Regions from separate parts of the Homo sapiens genome. Here region 1 is linked to region 2. A link is an interaction called in ENCODE POLR2A ChIA-PET data of the cell type or tissue named here. Cell type or tissue: PC-3. All regions are shown on one strand.

Region 1 (4,000 bases), 110 kb before region 2:
AACTATATCTCTAATAAAATGTTTCTTTTTAAGTTATTTATATTAATTTAACATGTATGTGGGTCACTTTGATATTTTTACACCAATAATAATTGTAATAATAATAAGTTTTTGACTCTTTAGAGGCTTGGCCATGGTAGAAACTATTACCTGGCTCCCACAATTTGTTCCACCCTCCTTCGGGTACGTAGGTAGCCTACTTTTCCCCATCATCCTTGCTGTAACATGTAGTCATGTAATTGTTCTGGCAACAACTTGTGAGTGGAAATCATGTATGTCACTTCCAGGCCTGGTCCCATGAAATATCTTCTGTGCTTTTCTTTGCTTTTTCTCCTTCTACCAGCTACACGAATTGAGAATGAGGCTCTAGGAAAGCGGTTGGCGAACTTTGGTAAAAAGCCAGACAGTAACTATTTTGGGCTTTGCGGCCACATAAAGCCTCTGATGCACATTCTACTGGTTGTTTTTTTGTTTGTTTGTTTGTTTGTTTTTTGTTTTTTTGTAGCCTTTTAAAGATGTAAATCTATTCTTAGCTCCCAGAGCACACAAAAATAGGCCCACAAGCTAAACCCTTTTTCTAGGAGACAGGGAAGCCATAAGATGAAAGGAATTAGGTTCCCCTCATCACTATGTGGTGGGGAGCACTTTGCTTACCTGGGGACCTCACCCAGGACTATTCTGTGAGAAAGAAATAGGCTTTGATTGTGTTGAGCAGTTACATGCTGGACCTATTTGTTATTACAAATCAGCTTCATAATAACACAGGAAATAAAAAAATTACAAACATTTTTAATGCAGAGAAGTATAATATAAAAAATGAATAATAAGACCTTTAAGCATAATAATATAGTACATTAAGATAAATATGTAGAAGTAGAATAAAAATAGGAGCTTAGGGAAAAAACATCTGACTGTTAAAAAAGAGCTCATTTGTAGACTTTTAAAATGGATGTGGTGGGCATCAAATCGCTTGGATTTAGATTCAATTGGATATTTCAAAGCAAATTGCAATAGTTTATTTTAAAATATCTATATTAATAACATCATGAAAATTACAACCTTTGCAATTATTCAAACATACGATGTAATATTTTAGATGTCAACTGAAAATTTTGTGAAGGAGTACATGGTTTTAAAACATTCTGTTAGGGGATATGCCAGCAGAAACTTTTGAAGAGGCTTCAAAGAACCCTTATAGACTCAGAACCAAACCTCTTTTGAAAGCTTCGTAGATTCCCTGGGCTGAATGTACAAGCAGGGGTTTTTCTGGTTTGCCTCTGCTCTTTTCGAAATCCTGTGTCTAGGTCACCTTAGACAGTGTTCATACACAGGAATGTCCTTGCTTGTCAGGAGTCCTGCCAGCGGTGTTGAGAGGCCAGGTGTAGACCCGTTTCTTCTGACCTTAGATTCCCCAGTGGATCATGAGGATGAAGCTGTTTTCTTTCTTCCTTTCAAAAGTGTTCCCTTCTTGGTGGTTCTGAGGATTCATGAGTTAAATATTTGTTAAGTTTTTGCAATATTTGGCTGAAAGTACGAAGTCTTATTTATTATTGCTGGATGGATGAAAGGTATTATACAAGTGCAAAGTATCATTTCTTCCCAGGACAGACGGCGTTGTCATGCTTAATCCCCAGGCAGCTCATGACCCCATTCTCTTGCACGGCCTCCTCATTTACATAACCAGCCACAAACTGAGTTGAAAGGACTCCTGCAAGAGGATTTGCACTTTCTCCTTTTCTTCAGAATGTGTATCTGCCTAAGCAGTGTGATAACTTTTTTCCCAGACTGGATCGATATTCCTTAGCTGGTCCTGTTGCAGCAGGAGTCCGGTGACTGGAGAGAGGAAGCTCTTGGGCAGTGAGTAAAAAAAGAGAATTGACTTCTTTTTTTTATCTGTTTCTGTCTACTCATCAGGCCCTGGACAAGTCACTTCACCTCTTGCCTCATTTTCTTTTCTTTTCTTTTCTTTTTTTTTTTTTTTGAGACGGAGTCTCGCTCTGTCGCCCAGGCTGGAGTGCGGTGGCATGATCTCGGCTCACTGCAAGCTCCGCCTCCCGGGTTCACGCCATTCTCCTGCCTCATCCTCCCGAGTAGCTGGGACTACAGGGGTCCGCCACCAGGTTGGACATCAGCACCTGTAGAGGGGATAGCACTGGATATGGAAAACTTAGAGTAGATAGTGAAGGAGGAAGAGGATAAATAGCAGTTATGGCCTCAAGACCAACTACAGCGGTAGGGGCTGTGGTTTGTCTCATTAATCGCCCTCTTCTAAGATTCCCCTGAGGAGGAAAGGCCCACAGCAACCTTGGATGAACTGCGCCCTGAAAAATGGAGAAGTCAGCCTGTGTGATGCAGTCTGTACGCACTGTGATAAAAACCATGTGGGTAAATGCTTAGGACTTTCTTCAATAGAGTCACTGTGAGGACAGCAGTGAGCTGACATCTTCACCAGCCACACCTGTAAAATTGCTTGCACTGTTCACACTGAAGGCCGTGGTTTCTTGTCTACCAAGGGTTGAGCCCAGCTGGGTGCTAGAGCTGAGCCATTGCTGCCCATCGCGGGACGCCCCTAAGGGTCAGCTGTTGCCTTGGAAGCACTGGCCTGGTCGGGGCTGAGACTTTTCCTGGCCAGCCCTCCTTCCTACCCTCCTCCTTCACTATTGACAGACGTGCATTGCAATCTGAATACTCTCCTAGCTTACTCACCTTCTTTCTCCTCTTTAACTTTTGCAGGCATTTTCCCCAATACATCTCTGCTCATCTGACTCTTATCTTGGCATCTGCTTCCTGGTGGATCTGAACTGACCCATAAGCCACGCTTACTAGTGATTTTCCAGGTAATCATCTATTTTTATTCATTTTTTTTTCTTGATTGGTAGTTTGAACATGATATTAAACACATTTACTGTATAAATATAGATATCATTGTTGGCCAGTTTGCTGTAATTGAACTCTCCAGAGGGGTTTCAGGATGGTTTTGCTTTTTCTAGAAATTGTAGCAGGGAAGCAGAGGTCTACCTTTGTCTGTTTTCAGAAGGGCAAGTTTACCTTCAGAGTTTCCCTGGATTACTTTTAATGTTTCCTTTCCTTTTCCCTCCCACTGGACTCTAGTACTGGGGACCTTGTTTGTCTTCTTTAAACGATAGAAGTGCAAGTTCAAGTGAAATGACATTTCTAGAAGAATGGAAATTCCTTATTTAAGTGAAGCCCTTTTGAGTTCAGATGGGTATGTGATAACAGAAAGAGAAGAGCACTCTTGTTCCCAGACTAGCTACCCACTGCTGCCCAGGCTGCAGAGTAATGGGACTGGTGCAGGAACTCATTTGGGATTTTCCTTGGTAAGATTATGTGGTCACAAAGGAGGTTCCCTTGTAAGATGTGGGGTTCTTGTATATGTGGGGGTATATTGTATATGTGTATTGTTCTTGTATATGTGGGGGTTCTTGTATATGTGTATAACCTTGTATATGTGGGGTTCTTATTTCTTGTTCCACAAAAACAAAACCCCTGGCAGTGGTGAAATAGAAAAGACTGACTAAAGGTAAAAACTTGGACTCTGTACAAAGGCCTTTGGTGATTTTGGGTAAAAAAGGCCAAGTCTCTCCCACGCCAATGGCTTGTGTTGGAGGCTGTAAAGTTACTCATTTAGCAAAGCTGACCAGAAAGTCAAAGGGAGGATTCATTAGCAAGGTTGAAATTTACCACTAGATTATGCTTGTCTTTCCAGCCAAACAGAATGAGACTTCATGGCAGTCTTTTTGTGGGGTGTTCAAACACTAATGAAAAAAAATTTGAAACCAAGGTGACTTTTTGGTGAGTGGAGTGTCTGAGGGAGCTTATGTGGAGAAATCAATGTAACTATTGCCTCAGTGTTGTCAGAGAATTTATTAAAAGGGATCCCCCGTTCCCCATTGGTAACTACTTATTTTTTTCTAAGAATGGGATCCAACACTTCAAATTTTAGACCTTGAGTTGTGATGTGAAGCAATGAAGACTCAGT
Region 2 (4,000 bases):
TTGGGATCCAGATTCTTGAAATGTATTGTTTAATCCACTGGGTAAATGTACAAGTCTGCTTCAGTTTTGCTTGCAGAGAGTGGGCCTGAGAATCCATCAGGCCTTCGTAAGCCTAAACCGTGACGAATTCCAGAGAAGCACCCCCACACCTGGGGAAGAGGGAGGCCTTTTAGGAAGGTGAAGGCTAGGTCAAACTTGTTTTCTTTTTTAGTCCTTTCTTTGTTTGCACCACATTAATTAATTAGTTAATTAATTAATTTGTAATGGAGTCTAATTTCTTCACCGAGCTGTAGACCTCTGTTGAGAGTTTTAAAAATAATTTTGACAATTTTCATCCTGTTTGCTGGCTGACTTCCAAAAGTTTGCCCTCAGGAGCTTCCTTGCTATGGAGAATTTCACCCAGTTAAGGGTGAAAGGCAGGCAGTGGGATTCGAGGTGGTTTGTCATTCAGCCACTTGTTCCAAATTGATAAGTGCTGAGTGATATTTTGACACTTCTCTTTGATCTCCTCTTTGGCGTCCCTGGTAATATTGCTCCCGCCTGTGTGTGATCATCACCTCTCCCACCCAGGTACCAACTGATTGATTTCTTCTTCCTTTCTGGAAGTCTAAATTTATTCCCTGGGTGTTTTGCAGTTGCTGGTGGTCAAGAACAGCTGTTCTTCCATGCTTTATTCTGAATAGTTCTCCAGGATGAAGTCAGCAAAACAATATCATTTAAGTGAAGCCTCAGGAAAACAAAAGCCTTGATTGTCTTTCTCCTTAAGTGCTAAAAAGAAGATCACCCCTCCCCCTTTGTGTGTGTGTGTGTGTGTGTGTGTGTGTGTGTGTGTGTGTGTGTGTCTGTATTTTAAGGCAGAAAAAAAAAAGGTTCTAAACATTTTTGAAGCAGCAAGATTCAAGAATGTTATTTTTTTCCATATTACATAATTGCTATTTGGTCACTGTAGAAAATGCTGATTGGCAAAACATGAGAAAATAAAAAGCCATGGTACCATTCAAAATGACACTAGTGTGTTTTCATATATTTTCTTGACTTTCTTCAATGCAAACATAAAAATAGTTGGAAACTCCTCTATATTCTTTTTTGTAGCTTGTTTTTAATATACCATGAGCATCTTCCCATTTCAGTAATTTTTTTTTTTTTTTGAGACAGAATCTCGTTCTGTCGCCCAGGCTGGAGTGCAGTGGCAAGACCTCGGCTCACTGCAACCTCTGCCTCCCAGGTTCAAGCCATTCTCCTGCTTCAGCCTCCTGAGTAGCTGGGACTACAGGCACACGCCACCATGCCCGGCTAATTTTTGTATTTTTAGTAGAGACAGGGTTTCACCATGTTGGCGAGGCCGGTCTTGAACTCCTGACCTCAGGTGATCCGCCCGCCTCGGCCCCCAAAGTGTTGGGATTACAGGTGTAAGCAACTGCGCCTGGCCAGTAAATATTTTTCTATAATATTTTTTGATGAGTTGTTTTAATTAGAAAAGTAACACACGCATATGGCAAAAAATCCAAATAGTTCCAAAGGGTATTTATGAAAAATTAGGTCTCCTTCCCACCATGACCCCCAGCCCTTTTCTCCTTTCCAGGGAAACACTACTACCAGCTTCCTGAGCATTATTCTAGACATGCTCTACATACACATGCATGCTTGGGCATATACAGTATGTCTTTTTAAAACTTAACATATCTTAGAGAGCCTTCCAAATTAGTACTTACTGATTTGTTCATTGTTTGTCAGCAATATGTAATGTTCCACTCCGTTGAGATACTGTACTTGGTTTAACCAGTCCTGTGTGCTGGATATTTAGTTTATTTTCTGGTTGGTCACTATTACTAAACAATGCCACAGTGTGCAGCCTTGGACATAAATCCTTGTGCCATATGCTGTTTATGTATAGGATAATTTTGCAGAAGTGGAATTCCTGGATCAAAGAGTATGTACATTTAAAGTTTTTAAAACTGTTGTTCCATTTCTTTCCAAAAAGGTATACCAATTGACACCCCTACCAATAAAGTGTGTTTTCTTCCCCGTACCCTGGCCAATAATATCTATGATTAAACTTATAGCCTTTACTATTCTGATAGCTACAAACTAGATTCTCAGTATGTTCTTTTTTTTTAACTTATGAATAGACTTGGACATACTTCTTTTGTTCATAAACCATCACATCATGTTAATGGCTGCACAGTAGTCCTTTTGTGAATTTATTTAACCAATAATGCCATAATTTATTTAACCAATTCTTCTATTGAGAGACATATAGGTTGATTCTATTTTTTATCATTATAAATGATGTTTCAATACATTTTCTTGCACACACATACATTTTTGTGCCCACCTTTAATTTCCTCACTTTTCCAGTTTCTTTGGAATGTTTCTGAATAAAATATAAACATTTCTTAAAAAATACAATTTTGACATGGTTTGCTTTTATCAAACTAAGGAATTGTCTAAAGATCCTGGAGCAGGGGATTTTTTGCGGGGGGGGGTGTTACTTTCTTTTAAAAAATAATGTAACATTACCACAAAAAGTGTATTTTTAACCAGCCACCTAGCTTTCCCACTAACTCTGTTTTTCAGCTTGTATATCCATATGTTTTTGACTAAGCCATAAATGGAAGTTTCGTTGGAAGTTATTTTGCTTCCCAGTACATGTCATGCATTTCATTCCATATTATTTTCGTCCTTTTCCTTTTCAGTATTATATTTCTCAGATACCAGTGAAGAGTGAGTTGTGAGTTTTGAATTTTGCCAAGACTTAAATATTTGCAGCGCTGGAAAGAAAGAAAGTTAAAAAAAAATTAATGTGGCTGATTTAGTCTTGGTTCACAAGGCCTTCATTTAGCTGCTTCAAAGCTCACACTTCAAATGTCAAGAAAAATATTCTCTTAATTTCTGCCGTATCAACTGCTGTAATGCCTGAATTAATTAGAATGGAACTATAATTTCTCTCCAAATGGAATTGGATCATCCCATCCTAACAAAACAAATGCTCAGGGCGGCTCCATGCTGGAGGTTTCTGGACACCTTCCCTATATCATTTCTGCCTGGGTCACTGCAGCCTAGGGCTGCCCCTTGGGAGACTTCTCTTCTGGGATCCTCAGCATGTCTTCTTTGCTTGTGCTTTCTCCTCTCCTCTGTGTCTCCTCTAGTTTTAAGTACACATTATATTTTTCCTGCAATTTGAGGGAATCTCAGTGTCGAAACTACGATATATTAAAATCAGATGGCTTTCGCCTGAGGCATTCCCTATTTCATATGTTTGCATTCACTGGTGCCTTCTCCATCCTCCACTCTTAGCTTGCTCATTTTTCCTCCTATCAAGAAGACCTAAATGGAGCAATGTCTCAGCTCTGACCCTGGGATGTAAGGACCTTTCACAACAGATCTCAAGCTTGACAGTCAACTCTCTTGGTGTCCCAGGTCCTTCCCAAGAAAACCTGCAATTTCCTATTCTGGGTGTCTGGTCCTCAGGGGCAGCTATCCAGTGGCGTTTCTTCTGAAAGACCTCCAACCGGTCTGTTGGGGTAGCTCTTTGTCCTGTCTTCCTAGGCTGTCTATGTTTTAAAATTAGAATCATTTAACAGTTGGGGTTGGGGATAGAGGTGGGAGGCTGGAAGGAACTATGAGTATGAGGTATCAGAATTATGTAGCACAGATTGCAGCTGGGATTCTGTTCCATCCAAATTCCAATCAGTTATCAAAAGCATTGTTTAATAGGAGTTTCCTCAAAGTTCAACAGTGCCACAGAACAATGGCCCATACATAACACAGTTTCTCTGGTCCCTGCCGGACTGAGAATTCTGTCTCCAGGAGGTTTGAGGTATGTGTAGAGAGGTTTTATTTTTTTAAATGTCACTATTTATTTTGAAAGAATTGTAAACTTACAGAAGAGTTTCAAGTTTAGTCTAAGGAATTCCCATATACCTTTTCCCCAGATCTGCCTTTGTTAATTGTTTGCTTATAAACATAGCCACGGTTGCATCTATCCATCTATCCATCT

Evidence for each region. Peaks named below come from ENCODE experiments on the same cell type or tissue, not always from the same donor. Only the 100,000 strongest peaks of a DNase experiment are listed, where the experiment ranks them.
Region 1: POLR2A ChIA-PET joins it to region 2 with 5 read pairs; 6 of 35 experiments call an interaction of 5 or more read pairs at or near these places.

What each region holds. Positions count from the first base shown.
Region 1 is chr3:149,668,625-149,672,624 of GRCh38, reverse strand. It overlaps a transcript of WWTR1 not described here. Among named protein-coding and RNA genes, the nearest start is that of WWTR1-AS1, 12 kb to the right of the region's middle. RefSeq lists an enhancer at 1,434-1,974. In PC-3, no CTCF peak of the experiment used is centred here; no DNase peak of the experiment used is centred here.
Region 2 is chr3:149,559,443-149,563,442 of GRCh38, reverse strand. All of the region lies in intron 3 of WWTR1 (WW domain containing transcription regulator 1), which reads left to right. Among named protein-coding and RNA genes, the nearest start is that of TM4SF4, 87 kb to the right of the region's middle. In PC-3, no CTCF peak of the experiment used is centred here; no DNase peak of the experiment used is centred here; H3K27ac peaks cover 740 bases.